2 separate regions of the Homo sapiens genome follow, and region 2 is linked to region 1. A link is an interaction called in ENCODE POLR2A ChIA-PET data of the cell type or tissue named here. Cell type or tissue: GM12878. All regions are shown on one strand. Links, peaks and the distances in the headings refer to the core of each region. The heading gives the core; the rest is flanking DNA. Region 1 overlaps REEP1 (receptor accessory protein 1). Region 2 has its middle 21 kb from the start of REEP1.

Region 1 (8,732 bases), core at 584-8,583:
AGAGAAGGAGAATTTCTACTGCAATAGCATCCATCATCAAATTCAATCCATTCTCCAGGCATTAAACAAAGAAAAGAAAAAACCCAAGTAAGTTAATCACATGTTAGATGCTACCAAATTCACACCATAAGAGTCTCTGGAAAGACGATGAAGTGGGGCCTGGCTCCGTGTGCCCCACATGGATTAACACACATGCACACGCAGGTGCCGAGGCAGGGGGGACACCTGCCTCTGATCCAGACCACGTGCTGGTGAGCAGAGCCGGTGGCCTGGCCTCGCTGCCCAACTGGATCAGTTTGGAGTTAGTCACACCTCTCAACAGGGTTACCTGCCCTTCTCTCAGGTCCAAAGAGAAGATAAAATGAAAGAGTCGAGCCACCTGATAAAGGGGAAAAGGAGAAAAAAGCCATGGGCACCAAGGCAATAAAATGGAGTTGAAGGGAGCCATGTCCTCACCTCTTTCCTCCCATCACTCCCTCGCTCGCTCACCCATTTATTCACTCACTTGCAACAGATGCTGCTGGAGTGTTCACGAAGCTCTGCGTGAAGCACCGCAGAGGAACAAAGACGAGGATGGTACGGTCCCTGCTCCCATGGAGCTCACAGTCTAGTTGGGGCATCAAGACACAAAAGTGCATGCCAGGCCACAAGTGACAAAGATGACCAACATCATGCCAGAGTACAGGGCAGGGGATGGCACCGTCACCGTGGCTGAGCACGTGCAGAGGCCTCATCCTCTCACACAAGGGGTCGAACCCGAGTGAGGAGTGAGGTGAGGGCTGCATCCTCTGAAGCGGGCGGGGGAAGGCACGTGCTGGCGGGGAAGTGCTTTGGGCCAGGGCGTGAGAGTGGACGAAAACCCAAGGTGCACCTGGGAAACGGTGAGTGAACCCACCTGGGGAGAAGAGGCTTTGGTGCCAGTGAGTAAAAGGAGACCAGCCTGGGAGAACTGGGCTTCAGCTGCCTAAACTTGGTTTTTGACAATAAACTGAGCACTCCACTGAAGGTTTTTGAGAGGTGAGCAGTGTGAAGGAGGCAGGATGTTGAATGATGAGAACATCCTAGATATGCCACGTGGCACATACCAAGAACTTGCACCCAGTATCTGTTCTCCCCATTTCTCTCACTTTGCAGCAGGCACGTGGTTATCTGGAATACAGACGGTATTTTCTAGTCTCCTTTCTGGGAAGTGCCCTTAAGGAGAGACAGCAGGCAAGAACAAGCATTAACTGGTGAGGGAGGTGGGCTTGGTGCTTCTGGTTCAGAGCAGGCTGGATGGGAGGTGAGGAGTGGAAGCCTGGGAGGTTAGACAGGCCTGTGCTGACCAATGACAGTGCTCAGGTGAGTTGGGTCTCTGTAGCCAGACCAAGCCCGGCCATCTGAGCCAGGCCCTTGCCCGGTGATGGGGAGTCAGGGCCACCAGGAGGGACCCTCCACATACAGCAGCTGCCCCTGGCCTTGCCTGTGGAAGTCTCAGCTGGAAGCTTTGCCTCATCTATACTTCCTCCTTCAGAGGCAAAGGCCCTGCTGGAAAGGGACAATGAGAAGGCAGGAAGGACTAAGGGTGGGAAGGGGGACCCACAGGACAAATCTGCCCAGCCGCTGGTGCAAAGTGAGCTCTAATTATACTGGTGTGCAAACATGCCCACGCTATCGCACGTGATCGAGCTTTACAGAAACTGTGACTTACGGTGACAGGTACTTGTGATCCTCATTCTTTCACCCTGCATTAAGTGTTTCCCAGCCTCACCACAAGGCCAAGAGAGAGCTGATCGATCATCAGAAGAGCAGTACCCTGGGGTGTGAGAGACTCTAAAATCCTCAGTGAGGGACAGTCCAGGTACTCAGCCACCAGGGCCTGGTAGTGTAATCCAAGCACAAAACAGCCAGGAAGTGTCAGTTTAGGGTGTATGTGTTGGGGTGGGGAGTGCTTGGAGTGATGCAAGGACACTGGAGGAACTAGAGACCCTGGTGCCGATCACAGCTCAACAACTAACAGCTGCATGACCTTGGGCAAGTCACTCAAACCCCTGCTTGGTTTCCTCCCTGAAGTGAGGGTTCCAGCTGCTCCAGCAGCCCACGTTTGACCTTCCTCCTGTCTTGGCAGGTGGCAGGTGCTCATGTGTCATAAGCTACACCTCAGGGTGGAAGAGGAAGAAGAAGCACCCCTATGAAAAGTCAGGCCCAGAACAGTGGGGAACCCTGAGCCCAGGGGAGCGTGGCTTGCGCAGGAAGACACAGCACATGCGAGGTGGGCCAGGACAAGGCAGGCAAGTCAGCCTCCTGTGCAGAAGAGCCTGCCTTGTAAATAACGTCCCAATGCCAGGGCCTGACTTTTTTTTTTTTATTCTGTTCAACAGTGAGGAAAGAGAAGATCATAATCAGCCTGAGATCAAACTGACATATGAGCAAATAACAGGCAACCTTTATTAAACATTTATTATAAACTCTGCATTCTGTGAAGTCTTTACACTGCCTCATAACTCCTGTGGCAGGTACTATGATCATCCCTGTTTGCAGGTGAAGAAGCGAGGTTCACAGAGGTGCAGCAGTAAGCAGGGAGCTGGGACTTTTAAACCTGGTCTGCTTATCTCCAAAGCCCAACTTTGGATATCCTTGATTCTAAGTATTGCTCTGTTGGTCATGGCAGCTAAAAATATGCACAACAGTCTTTCATTCCTTTAACATTTACTGAGCACCTATGGAGATGCAGGTAAGACACATATACATGATGACATTAGTGCAGAGGACCCAGGAGTGAGAGGCCAGTTCTACCTGGGATCAGAGGAGGCTTCATGGAGGAGACGGCATTAACCTGGAGGAGATGGCATTAACCTGGAAGAGTGGGGAGGATTTCAAAGAGGTAGAAACAGAGGCAGATGAAGCACCAACATGAGCAAAGGCAGAGGCAAGAAAGAGAAAATTCTGGAAACAGCGCTCAGAGTTGCTATTTCCAGAACAGTACAGAAGGCAGTTCTGTGAATGCAGTTATCACAAGAGCCAGAGAGGTAAGGAGAGACAAGACTGAAAGGCTAGGATCAGGGTCGGACTGTACAGGACTTAAACAGGAAGGGAGAGAGCAGTCGACCATTTGGGTAGCTACTGCAAGAGTCCAAGCTAGAAGGAAGGGTGTGGAGGAAGGCCCAAATGCAGAGAAGGGATGTCAAATGGTTAGGGCTTGAAGAGTAAGTGGGAGGAAGGTGGGGCATCAAAGGTGACAGAGATTTGGAGCTTGGGTGCCTGACAAGATGGTAATTTCATTATCATCAGAATGGTGGGACACACGGAAGGGCAGATTTGGAGTTACAGGACTGTCAACTAAAGTATGAAGGAAACAAGGGAGATATTCAGCAGAGAACCAGGAACACTTGGATTGAGCCCTGGGCAGAGAAGCCCATCTGGGAACCAGGTCATCAGGTGACAGCGGAAGGTGAGGGACAGGATGAGATGGTGCTAGGAGAGAGAGGAGAGAAAGGTGGGGCCCAGAGAAATTCATCTAACACTGAGGCGTGAGGAAAGGAGGGAGGAGGCAAACATGAGAGGGGAATCAGAGAGAAGAGGAGAACGAGGAGGTGCCATGTCACCACAGCCAAGAGACAGCCCTTCCCACTCACGCATGATCCTCAAATATTTCCTCAGACCTCTAGGTTCCACCAGGCCCTGTGAGGTCAGGCAGGCAGGCTTCCCTCTTTCCTCTTGGACCCTTGAGGCATCAGGCTGCACAATCTCCACAGGTAGCCACAGAACAGAGCAGGTAAGTAATGTCGGACCGCCAACTCCGTGTGAATTCCTGGCCCTTCCTCTTCAGCTGAGTGTGATGTGGGTGTTTCATTCATTTGAATCCACTTCACTATGCATGGAGCAGTGTGAGGTGAGGTAACACTCCAGGTAGAAACACTGGGAGAGCCGGAATCCAGCACACTGGTAAAAAGTCTTGCTTGGTTCTGCTTCGACACATTTTGAGAGTGAAACTTGGGTACGAGTTGACTAATATTTGGGAGACTGGAGGGTAGGGAATACTTCCAAACTTTTTCAGCAGTTTGTCCATACAGTTTAGATAATCTTGGTGTTTAAAAATGGTTGCCGTGGTGAATTCTAAATATTAACTTCATGTCACATAGTCCTTGGCTAAAAAATGAAGAAAGAAGGCTAACTTGATGTGAGCTAGCACAGTGGCCAGGAAATGCTCCTCTGAGGGATGAAGAGACAAACATAGGGCTTTCTGGAATCCTTACCCTCTTTGATTCAATAGATGGTAGAGACTAAAGCCAGAGAGGTGAAACATACAGATCTGGTTAGGGGACAGCAGTCATCTCTTCTCCGTCCTTGGAAATATCTCCTAAGTATGAGCTGACACAGGGAGGTTTTATAAAAAGAAAATCAATGCCTGCCCTCTGACTAATTGTTAACAGGTAGTTTTTTTTGCTAGAAAGCAAAACAAAGGCAAGGCAACTGACTCCAGTCAGGTCAGAAACCCCAAATCACTGGGCTTATGAACTTCCTCAAATGAGCTTTTGATTCCAAAAATAGTTTCATGGTGATTTAAAAGCAGTATTTTATTCAAGCCAGACATTTAGATAGAGCACTGATGGATAAAAGATAAGGATATGTGGGAGAGGGCTTTTTTTTTTCTATTGTGCTGACTGTTTTGTAGATCTTCTTTTTCTTTTTAAGGAAAGAGTGGGAAAATTTTTTTTAAGTAGAAAAACAAAATAATATAACTCTCAGTGGATTGTGCCTGGCTGTTCAGATGCTAAGGGCTATAACCAACGCTTGGCTATCGCCTGTTGGCCGCTGACTATAATTGCAGGCCAAGTGCCTGAGTTTTAGAGAGCAAGTCAGGAAAGCAGAGGTCATGGTGTGAAAGCGGGCCAGACCAGTAAAGAGGAAGAAGAAATAAGAGCTACAGCATGGGTGCTGCTATAGGCTGAGTTTCCAGCTCCTGGTGAACCTTATATACAGAGGCCCCAAGGAGCTGAGTAGGTAAGGAGGGGTGGGTGTCCTTTTGAAGCCAGAGCAACTGTGGGCAAAGGGGTGAAAAACAGGCAAAGGAGAACCCTGGAGGGTTAACAAAGGGCTTGGGGCAGTGCTGTCCAAAAGAACTTTCTTCAATAATGGAAATGTGCTATCAGCCATACTGGCAAATGAGGACTTGAAATGGGGCTAGTACAGCCAGGTGCGGTGGCTCATGCCTGTTATCCCAGCACTTTGGGAGGCTGAGGCCTGCAGATCACCTGAGGTCAGGAGTTCAAGACCAGCCTGGCCAACATGGCGAAACCCTGTCTCTACTAAACAATACAAAAACTAGCCAGGCGTGGGGGCAGGCACCTGTAATCCCAGCTACTCGGGAGGCTGAGGCAGGGAGAATTGCTTGAACCTGGGAGGCAGAGGTTGCAGTGAGCTGAGATTGTGCCACTGCACTCCAGCCTGGGCAAGAGTGAGACACCGTCTCAAAAACAAAGGGGGTGGGGGGCTAGTACAACTGAGGAATTCAATTTTAGGTATACTGTTGGGAAAAGGGCTTGTGGGGTGCCTGTATAAACTGGCCACAAAAATATGGGACAATAAGTTGTGGAAAGCCACAAGAGGCCTCTAAGGAGGAAAGCCTCCTAACTGCCATCATGTTCCCATGCTCAGAGCGAGACCTGCTCTCTTATCTGTAAACACTGTGTTCAAGGAGAAGGACACTCCTTTGAAACACTGGAATGTGGACAGACGTGCAGGCTCCTGGTTAAGCCCGCTCCCACTAGCTACTCTCCGATAAGTTAAAGATATGCTGTTTGAGCACAAAGGAGATTCATTTAAACCACTACTGCTATAGATTGCACCTATGACGCACTGCCTCCTTTTCACTGTTTTGCCCTGAACATCTGCTTCTTAGATCTAAGTGATTGTACTCAATAAATAGTGTGGAGACCAGAACTCTGGGCCTTTTGCAGCCTCCATTTTGCAACTGGCCCCCTGGCTCCCACCTTTAGGAACTCTTAACCTGTCTCTTCTCATTCCTTTGTCGCCACCGGACTTCAGCTACCCTATGGGTGGTGTTGAGGCTGGTCCCCAACATATACTCAATTTTTTTTTTTTTTTTTTGAGACAGAGTCTCACTCCGTCTCCCAGGCTGGAGTGCAGTGGTGCTATCTTGGCTCACTGCAAGCTCCGCCTCCCTGGTTCACGCCATTCTCCTGCCTCAGCCTCCCGAGTAGCTGGGACTACAGGCGCCCGCCACCACGCCCGGCTAATTTTTTGTATTTTTAGTAGAGACGGGGTTTCACCATGTTAGCCAGGATGGTCTCGATCTCCTGACCTCGTGATCCGCCCGCCTTGGCCTCCCAAAGTGCTGGGATTACAGGCATGAGCCATTGTGCCCAGCCGGTATACTCAATTTTAATTAATTTAAATTTAAACAGCTACATGTGGCAAGTGGATACCATATTAGACAGGGCAGGGTTAGAGGAATCAAAAAGGTATATACTTCAAATCAATCAACAAGGTTTAATGAATAGCTATGAGTGCAAAGCACTAAATAACAAAGCATTGTTCTGTTTTTGTTTATTTTCTAAGCAAGAAACAAAGGAAAAGAAGCCAGAGCCCCTCATCTCAAGAAGCTTACAATACCAGATTTGGGGATGGGGGAGGATGGAGCCATATACACACAAACACAACTCTGAAAACAAACTGCAAGAGAAGAATCCCTAATTCACAGAATGCTGGTTTTACTTAGAGCAGCTTTCTTCAATAGGTGGACTATAGTAATAGTATTGGTACTACTGGAAATGTTCTGGAGACAAGATCTCCGGGGGAACTAAAACATTATTTTTCGAGTTATGAGACAAGTGAAAAATGAATGTTGGTTTACCAGGTCTGAGAATTCAGCAGGCAGAAGAAACCTAGTATGTGGTTCAAACTGCAAGGGAAGTAAGGTAGCCTGGAGACCCCATGGTTTTAAAATTTTTGTTCAGTGGTTCGTCTCACTATGGTTTCTTTTTCTTTCTCTCTTTCTTTTTTTTTCTTTTTTCTTTTTTTTTTTTGACAGAGTTTCACTCTTGTTGCCCAGGCTGAAGTGCAATGGTGTGATCTCGGCTTACCGCGACCTCCACCTCCTGAGTTCAAGAGATTCTCCTGTCTCAGCCTTCCGAGTAGCTAGGATTACAGGCATGCACCACCACGCCCGGCTAATTTTGTATTTTCAGTGGAGACAGGGTTTCTCCATGTTGGTCAGGCTGGTTTCAAACACCCAACCTCAGGTGATCTGCCCGTCTTGGCCTCCCAAAGTGCTGGGATTACAGGCGTGAGCCACCACGGCCAGCCTATGGTTTATTTTTCATGTGAGAATATGTTTTGCTTAACAAATAAATTTCTAGAGCATTATTTTTTTTTTTAAGAGAGAGACTTTTCATTTCTAGTCTTAAAAAGATCTGGGGTTCAGTTTTCCCTCTGGATGGAATTACCAGTTAGGAGACAGGTACCATGTAGGAGCAGAGCCAGCAGAGACTAGGAATGCTGAGACAGAGGGTTCTTGAGAAGTGTTTCCTCAGGAAGGACGCACAGCAGTTTTCACTCAAAGAAAGATGCATCAACACTTCCCGGGGATAGGGGTTAGCCTTGTAGGAAATTGAGGGTGGGATAGGGGTTAAATTCCCTGGAAGAAATTTCTCATGCCTGATGTTTTTTGTTTGTTTTAGCTCTTCCAGTTCTAAGACAAAACAGTAATATTAACATTAATAAGCTGGGCATGGTGGTGCACACCTATAATCCCAGCTACTTGGAATGCTGAGGTAGGAGGATCACTTGAACCAAGGAATACAAGGTCAGCCTAAGCAACATAGAAAGACCTTATATAAACAAAAATTAATAAGAACTTCCTTTTGTTGTTGTTGTTGTTGTTGTTTTTTGTTTGTTTGTTTAGACAGAGTCTCACTCACTCTGCCGCCCAGGCTGGAGTGCAGTGGCTCACTGCAACCTCCACCTCCCGGGTTCAAGTGATTCTCCTGCCTCAGCCTTCCGAGTAGCTGGGATTACAGGTGCATGCCACCACACCAGGCTAATTTTTGTATTTTTAGGAGAGACGGGGTTTCATCATGTTGCCCAGGCTAGTCTCGAACTCCTGGCTTCAAGTGATCTGCCTGCCTCGACCTCTCAAAGTGTTGGGATTATAGGAATGAGCCACCATGCCTGGCCAGGACTTCTATTTATATAATAATGTGGTTTACAAATTTTTTCCACAATTCATGATGATACAAAAAACACTCCTGCAAACATTAATTTTATTAGAGAAAGGACACAGGGCTCAACATTATTTTTGAAAGGATTAACTAAAAGTGTAGTCAAAAGATTTTTCATTCTTCAGTTTAAGCTCCATAGTTTCCTCCTAGAAAGTCACTGAAGTATGGAAAAAAGAAGACAGAAGGAGGAATTACTCTTTCATCCCATCGTTTTATCCCAGCCTCCATTTAATCTGTCAGAACTAATCTGTATCCTGGCCTGTAATTCCAGCCCAGTGTGCTGAGTCTCTTCCAGGAATGATCCTAAGGAAGAGTATTCTCACCATGCAACACTCTCTCTTGCATCCCTTTCACTAAATGCAGTAGATACTGAGAGTGAGAACTGATTTGTAAGTTGAGGGTGTTTTGTGGGAGGAGAAGACAGGCAGGTCCAAGAAATTTAAAATGAAGCCAGGAGTCACCTGATCATAAATCCTGGTTTCCTTGGGACAGGCCTAGTTTATTTTATTT
Region 2 (8,732 bases), core at 478-8,477, 110 kb after region 1:
TATACTTTTTTTAATGCAATAAATATGCCAGGCATGGTGGCTCACGCCTGTAACCCCAGCAATTTGGGAGACCAAGGCAGGCAGATCACCTGAGGTCAGGAGTTGGAGACTAGCCTGGCCAACACGGCAAAACCCTGTCTGTACTAAAAATACAAAAACTAGCCGGGCGTGGTGGCACACACCTGTAATCCCAGCTGCTCGGGAGGCTGAGGCAGGAGAATTGCTTACTGGCAGAGGTGCCAGTAAGCCAAGATTGTACCACTGCACTCCAGCCTGGGTGACAGTGCGAGACTGTCTCAAAAAATAAAATAAAATAAAAAAATAAAATAAAATTAAGGTACACTTGAAATGGTATGGATTGTATTATATGGAAATAACATCCCAATAAAACTGTTTTTCAAAACTTCTATCTATATGGAATGTGATGCCCTGGCTAAACGTTGGGCTACAAAGTATTTTGGAATTATAAAAGGAAGACACAAAAGGTGAGATGGAAGAATGAACTATTATTTAATCTTTGCTAGAAGATGTCTGTTCTAGAGCTCTAGTCTGGAATAGAAACTGCACAAGGGCAGAGCTCTTAGTTGGTTTTATTCTGCAATGGATCCCAAGCACTTCAAATAGCACCTGACACTTGGCTGGAACTCAATTAATGTGTTGAATGAATGAATCTTTGGGACATACTGTTTCTTTGACTTGACAAAAATGGCCAAAACCAGTAAAACTTTATGTGTCCGAAAGGTAAAGCAAGTGCTCACCCATTATTCTTGGGAAGATGAGGCCGTTGCTGTCATATGGTTACATGTCAGCATTAAGAGCCCTGGCTGGGAATGTGAAGTTGTTTTGCGCTCTTGCACCCTGTAGCTGTGGGATATATCCAGCCTTTCCTCTGTCTCTCTGCTTATCCTTAATTTCCAACCATGAGTAAATGTTATGTGGCTGGGAATGAATCTAGAAGGCAGTCTCCTTGAGAGGCTTCCTCTTGCTGTTGTGATGGGGGTGGATTTTGGTTTGGTTTAGTTGGGGGAGGGGCGTCACTTGCTGGGTCTGAGGATGGAGGGGAAGATAGGAAGGGCCTGACTTAATGAGAGAGTGTATGGAGCCTGAGACACAGGCTAGGCTGCTTGGAGACTGGGGTGAAGATGTGTGGTATTAGGGAGCGAGGAAAGGGTGTCCTTGACCTCTGCAGACAAACTGGACCTGCTTTGGCACGTGGATGAGGGAGCCGGGAGCCAGGGAGGCAGCTCCTTTGGCACAGTCCTCAAGATACGCAGGTGCACCACTGGCAGTGGCCATGCTGACATTGTCTCAGGTCTTTGGAACAAGAAAGGAAGGACATTGCAGCTGCTGAGTGGGAACCTTAGTGGACAGAGAGATTTGTGGATTCATGTGACGTGCTCCTTGGGGACCCTTGCGATAACCGAGGAAGACACTTTGTGGCGCTAGGAGGACCTGAGAATCAATAATCGAGGCACTGGGGTCTTGAGCAATTGTTTATTGAACATTAAAATTAATGAGAATCCAATAACCAATATTGTATATTATTTATGGGCATATACATATAGAGTAAAAATAGAAATAAAAAATACTAAAATGGAGATCCTTTACCTTTGGGCAGGAAATGGAGGGGGTATCATCAGATACAAATACACAGGATGTATCAGCCAGAGATGCAAAAACACCAGAAGATTATCTATCTATCTATCCATCTATGTATCTGTCTATCTATCTATCTATCTATCTATCTATCTATCTCTCTATCTACCTATCTATCTATCATCCATCCATCCCCCCACCCATCCATCCATCACTACATGTTCTCTGTTACAAGATTTGATCTTATGCAATTGTGGGATCTGGTTAAATGGTTTCTGGAAAGCTGTTATCTTCTCTGATGCTGGAGTTTAAAGTCCCCAGGGCAGGCAGTCAGGAAGGGGAGATGGATGTAAACTGGGGAAGAATGAGGACAAGATGGAACCCAGGAATATGAGCGGAAACCCACAAGAATGGGCAAGAAACTGTGTCAGTCACTCACCACCTCCCACCTTGATGAAGGGTGTCCTGCAGGAAAAGCTGGTACCCTTTGTCATGGAGCTAGACACACACCTGGCTCAGCAGTCATAGAACTGAAGGAAGGAGCAGGGCCAGGGGGAGCAGGTGCAGGCCCGGACGCCGTCCCCGCCAACAAGGTAAGCAGAGAGGCAACAACGTGCAATAAAAGCACCCACCTAGGCCTTCCATGTGTAAAAAATAATATGGCTGTTGCTTCAGCTCTGTCCTCCAAATCTCAAAGATGGTCTCCTGTGGCCCACTGAAGCAGAAACATCCAGGGAAGGGGATTCTGGGAAATGTAGCTCAGCCCAACCAAGTGGACCGATTACAAAGCCACTTTGAATTTGCAGTTTCATGTCTAAAAACTGGTAAGTATGTAAGTGTTCATTATGTAATTCTCTATTTTTTTGCATGATTGATATGTTTGATAAAAGTTAAAAATGAATTGCAGACATGTTGGTTACACCTGTCCCTAACCTATAGGGCCTGTACACAGTTGTAATCATAGATGTGGCAACTCAGACCCAGGGTCACCCAGCCAGCAATGGGCAGGACTAGGACAGCCTTTCATGTTCTTTCCTCTACCAGGGGTGTCCAATTTTTTGGCTTTCCTGGGCCACATTGGAAGAAGAATAATTGTCTTGGGCCATACATAAAATACACTGACACTAATGATAGCCAATAAGCTAAAAAATGCAAAAAAATCTCATAGTGTTTTAAGAAAGTTTATGAATTTGTGTTGGTCCACTTTCAAAGTTGTCCTGGGCTGCATGTGGCCCATGGGCCACGGGTTGGATAAGCTTGCTCTAGATCAAGCTGTCTTCAACAAATAGGAGTTACAGGTGACCTAAAGAGGCGGCTGCTATGTTGCACTATCTTTTTTCCTTAATATTCTGTTTTATTGTCTGTCTCTTGTCACTAAAATGTAAGCTCCATGAAAGCAAGGATATGTGTTCATTTTGGTCACTACTGTATCATCAGAACCTAGAATAGTTACTGGCATATAGCAGGTGCTCAATAAATACTTGTTGAATGAATGAATAAATGCTCTTAGAGGAATCAGAATGTTATATTCCTTACATCAGAGGAGAGCTTTGGATATAATCTTATTGAACCCAACAAGACATCAATAAATCTGAAGTGGGAGCCCCAGCCCCACCCCCTCCAGCCTAGGCTTCTAAATATCAGCCAAATATTCCAGAGTCATCATGGCTAGTTATAACCTTTCTAAGCTTCAGGGTTTCGTCTCCACCTGTGAAGTAACAATGATCTTTGCCCTTCTTACCTCATGTGATTGTTGTGAGGCTCAAATAAGACTGCTCTGTAAAGTCCTCCACGTGATTCTTGTTATCCCCATGAGATGTTTATTCCTTCCTGGAGTAGAGAGGAAAACAAGACTTGGATGTGAACATAAAGGTGTACAAAGGGCCCCTCTTCCCATCAAAGGCTTTCTGACCGCTGAGGAGCCCTGGAGGCTACGGGATATTCACCAACAGCCACTACAGGCATTGCAAGCCTCTGTGCTGGTTCTCTGTGAGGGGAACCCTGATGCCTACATCCACACCCCAGACCCCAAACCACACCTCAGCTCAGAAAGCCTCTCAAGAGTTTCATGTTCCTTCATAATTTATCACTTTCTCCTATGCTACGTGCAGTAGATCCTCATTATTTGCAGATTCTGGGTGTGTAAATTTGCCTACTTGCTAAAATTTATTTGTAACCCCACAATCAACACACACAGAACTTTCTCAGTCATATGCAGACTGTAGGGTCCCCCAGGTACCCCTGCTTTTGCTCTTGTGCTGACCAAGAAACACAGAGTGCTTTGACTGCTCTGTGACCCAGCCAGCTACTTGTTTTTCCCAGCAGGTTTGAACCCAAGCTGGAGCATTGAACATCTTCAGGCACTGATAAAGTTATCCAGGTGTTGCCCAAAGCACTGAAAGAAACAGCCCCAGCCCTGAGCCAAATTTCTTAAACCCTCATGTAAACTCCATACCCTGACCCGTTGCTGCAGACACACCTAGGTAGAACACCCGCTCCTTTCACCATCCCCCCCACCCCCCTGAGCACTGGCAGCGGCTCTCCTCTGTGAGTTCCCCTAGTAAATGCTTTGGATTGATCACCCTGAGGTTTAGTGCTTTTTTATTTTTTTTATTATTATTATACTTTAAGCTCTAGCGTACATGTGCACAACGTGCAGATTTGTTACATATGTATACCTGTGCCATGTTGGTGTGCTGCACCCATTAACTCATCGTTTAGCATTAGGTATATCTCCTAATGCTATCCCTCCCCCCTCCCCCACCCCACAACAGTCCCTGGTGTGTGATGTTCCCCTTCCTGTGTCCATGTGTTCTCATTGTTCAATTCCCACCTACGATTGAGAACATGTGGTGTTTGGTGGTTTGTCCTTGCGATAGTTTGCTGAGAATAATGGTTTCCAGCTTCATCCATGTCCCTACAAAGGACCTGAACTCATCCTTTTTTATGGCTGCATAGTATTCCATGGTGTATATGTGCCACATTTTCTTAATCCAGTCTATCATTGATGGATATTTGGGTTGGTTCCAAGTCTTTGCTATTGTGAATAGTGCCACAATAAACATACGTGTGCATGTGTCTTTATAGTAGCATGTGCTTTTTTCTTTGAAATCCCAATCACTCTATCTTGGGACATTTTGGAAGCACCCTCTTGTGGGAATTCCCCTGCCTCCCCTTGTGGGGTGAATCCAGCCATGGGTTCTGCCAGAGGGAACAGAATGGTGCACAGAACCAGACGTGCACAGAATGGTGAAAATTTTGAGTTGTCCAACGTGCAAGTTAGCAGCTGAGGTTGAACAAGCCAGTGTTCTGCTTTCTTGTTTCGGTTCTCATACTGTCATCAAGTGTCCTTTCTGTGATCTACTTCCTGTCCTCTTTTTTTTTTTTTGCTGAATTTTTGAGCTTTATGTTGGTGATTGTGCTGTCTGAAATGGCCCCAAACATAGTGTTGAAGTGCTGGCTAGTGTTCCCAAGTGCAGGAAGCTGTGATATGTCTCATGGAGAAAATGTGCATTAGATAAGCTTCATTCAGGCAAGAGTTATAGTGCTGTGGCAGTGAGTTCAATGTTGGTGAATCAATAATATATATTAAACAAGTTGTCATAAGATAGAAACACACATAAAGCAAGGTTATGTATTGATTGGTTGATGAAAATGTCATGTCCAGAGTCTCATAGGAACCTCACCCTGTATTGCCTCTAGAAGCACAAGTCCAGTATTTGCTAATTCAGTGTTTGTAGGTACTTTGTAGATCAGGACAAGTGGGAATAAGGACAATAGATTGTACTTTGTTAATTTATTTTATTTACTATCTCTCTCCCTGACTAGAATGTAAACTTACCTGGTTCATCCCCTGCCTTCAGGAAACAAAATTTTAGCTATTCTAGGAAGAAGAGTCTATCTCAGTAGAAATAATAATAGCAACAATAATTTATTATTAACTGTAGCTTTGGAAACCTCACTTTCCTTATCCACAAATGGTGCACAGGGTTGATTACAAGATAAAATGAAATCAGGTGAGGTAACACACATGAAGCAGATAGCACCAGGGAAGCCACAAAGAAATCACTCCATAAATTTCAGCTGCTTCCCTGCCACAACTGCAATGAAAGAAGATTGTTTTGTTAAAATAATAGTACCTGGCTATTGAATGAAAAGAATATAAATATATATTCATGTATAAATAAATAATATCTATATGCTCAAATATATTTATATAATTATTTAAAATACAAATATATAATATAAATACTACTTATATATGTGTGTATATATATATTTATATATATATATATTTTTTGAGATGGAGTCTTGCTCCATTGCCCAGGCTGGAGTGCAGTGGCACGATCTCAGCTCACTGTAACCTCCATCTCCCGGGTTCAAGCAATTCTCCTGCCTCAGTCTCTCAAGTAGCTGGGATTACAGGCGTGTACCACCACACCCAGCTAATTTTTGTATTTTTAGTAGAGACAGGGTTTCACCATGTTGACCAGGCTGATCTCGAACTCCTGACCTCAGGTGATCCACCTGCCTCGGCCTCCCTAAGTGCTGGGGCTACAGGTGTGAGTCACCATGCCTGGCCTATATAAGTATATATTTAAATAAACAATATATAAATATTATATGTATACTGCCTATTTATGTTATTTTCATTTGTACAAAACATTCTACCTTAACAAAACAATCTTTTGTTTTTATCTTTGAATTGATTTAGTTTTAAATGGTTACTTCAAAAACAAGATCAGAGTTAATACTTTGAGCCAGATTAGTGTGTGAAACTTGAAATTCTGGCTGTAATTTTAAGTCTGCTTTCTCTGATTGGTAGACTGGATTTTTTTTCTAGTTATTTTAATTCAGAATCAATTAAAGCCTTTTCTTTTTCTCTCCACGCAGAAGAGGGTTCTGTGAAAGCCTGGTGAATTACCACCATAAAGTCTAATTATTCCTTCCAGAGACACGTTATTGTAGTGAGTGCTGGTTAGTCGCTGCACAGGAGGGCCAGGCTTGCAGGACACTTGGATTCAGAGGTGGGAAGCATTTAAGCTTAGAGCCAGGGCCACAAGAAAAGCCTGCTTTGTTCTTACCGTTGAGCTCATTAAAGTGCATTACCATCAGGACAACCAACCCCCAAATGACAAACTCAGTTGTGCTGCAAGAGTCCTTTAGGAGTCTGTTGTGGAAGCAGGAATGCATTTCCCCATGGAAACTGTGCTGCCCATAGCGGTAAGGTGCCAGCCAGCATCGATGTCTGATTAACCCACATAGTAGCCGGGTATTCCAGCCCGGATTCTGGATTCCAACAGCAGGGAGCCCAAGGTGTGGGAGGAAAATGATCCTGGTGGGTTGTTTCTCTTCTCCAGACTGCAAGGAGCTGCCTTTCGACCTGAGGGTGTGAACCTGGGACCTACGAACCCTTTGTTAGTCCTGAAAAGTTTGTGTAAATGTTGGTTCATGTTTGCATACATGCATTGTTCCAGGGAGTGGATCCAAAGCTTCCACACAACTCTGAAAGATGTCATTGATAGCCCCACTCCCCAAAAGGGCTGAAAATCTTCATCCTGAAATTGCCAAGTGTATATCTAATCTCCCCTCCCACCTGTTCTGCTTCCACCTCCCGCTCCTGGCAACTCTCCTCATGACAGCCTGCCCCACCACACACAGGCCCCTCATTCAGGGGGCAGGGTGGGCCGAGGTTAAAGACTCACCTAGCCAGCTGGGGGTCTCCCTAGGGCCATCTCTTGGGACCTGCTCTTGTTTTTTTAATATTTAGGGCCATTACTGAAGACACAGATCTCTTTTTTCCTCTGGGTGCAGTCAGATCATAATGTTCAAATGCAAATTCCTCAGCCCCACTAGTCCAAATGTCCAGGAGTGGCAGGGCTAACATATCCGCCAGGCACAGTAGTCACCATGCCCAGGGGCCACATATATTTCGGACCCATGAAAATGTTTAAATTTCTTTTAAAAAGGGAAGGGAAAAAAATGAACATAAGTCTAGCCTGGATCATGTACTTTGTATCCATGGCATAGTAAAATATAATTTTTAATATATTTTTATGGACAAAGGGGCCATGAAAATTGAGCAAGTAGGTGCTCTATATGTTGACTGTCTGTGTGCTAAGGGCAGAGTAACTGGTCCATTTTTTAGAGGGAGGGTCTCACTCAGTTACCCAGGCTGGAGTGCTTACCTTAACCTTGAACTCCTGGGCTCAAGAGATCCTTTTCCCTCAGCCTTTTGAGTAGCTAGGACTATAGGCATGCACCACCACACCCAGCTAACTTTCTAAATTTTAAAAATTTTTTGTAGAGACTGGGTCTCAATATATTGCCCAAGCTGGTTTGGAACTTCTGGCCTCAAGGGATCCTCCTGCCTCAGCTTCCCAAAGTATTGGGATTACAGGCATGAGTCACCATGCCTAGCCATTGTTTTGTTTTACATGCCCCCAAATTGGAACAGCAATCAGACAAATACAAATATGCTGCTTTGGATAATGAGTGGATTGTCTCAGAAAACACAGGAAGCAGAAAGTCCTTAGTTATAAATCTTGAAAACATTCAGGCAGCACCTCAAAAACCCAGTATTTAAAAATCTTTTGGCTGGGTGCAGTGGCTCATGCCTGTAATCTCAGCAATTTCGGAGGCAGAGGTGGCTGAATCACCTGAGGTCAGGAGTTTGAGACCAGCCTGGGCAACATGGCAAAACCCCGTCTCTACTAAAAATACAAAAATTAGCCGGGCATTGTGGTGCGTGCCTGTAATCCCAACTACTCGAGAGGCTGAGACAGGAGAGTCACTTGAACCTGAGAGACAGAGGTTGTGGTGAGCTGAGATCATGCCACTGCACTCCAGCCTGGGCAGCAGAGTGAAACTCCATCTTAAAAAAAAAAAAAAAATCTTTCAAGCCAAGACATCTATCTTTACATTTTATTCAAATGCTGCATGCTATTATATGAACGTTTGCGTCCCCCCCAAGGCTTATATGTTGAAATCCTAACCCCCAAGGTGATGGAATTAAGAGGTGGAGCCTGTGGCTGATGATTAGGTTGTGTGGGCTCTGCCCCCATGATTAGTATCAGTGCCCTTTAAAAGAGGCCCAAAAGAGACCCTTCACTCCTTCCACCATGTGAGAATGCAGC

What was found. ChIA-PET counts read pairs that join two places held together with the same protein. Peaks named below come from ENCODE experiments on the same cell type or tissue, not always from the same donor. Only the 100,000 strongest peaks of a DNase experiment are listed, where the experiment ranks them.
Region 2: POLR2A ChIA-PET joins it to region 1 with 6 read pairs; 6 of 35 experiments call an interaction of 5 or more read pairs at or near these places.

What each region holds. Positions count from the first base shown.
Region 1 is chr2:86,239,693-86,248,424 of GRCh38, forward strand. The region is part of intron 5 of REEP1 (receptor accessory protein 1); the gene reads right to left. Among named protein-coding and RNA genes, the nearest start is that of MRPL35, 45 kb to the left of the region's middle. In GM12878, for the core only: no CTCF peak of the experiment used is centred there; a DNase peak (open chromatin) is centred at 4,394; H3K27ac peaks cover 1,128 bases.
Region 2 is chr2:86,354,232-86,362,963 of GRCh38, forward strand. No RefSeq gene overlaps it. Among named protein-coding and RNA genes, the nearest start is that of REEP1, 21 kb to the left of the region's middle. In GM12878, for the core only: no CTCF peak of the experiment used is centred there; a DNase peak (open chromatin) is centred at 4,900.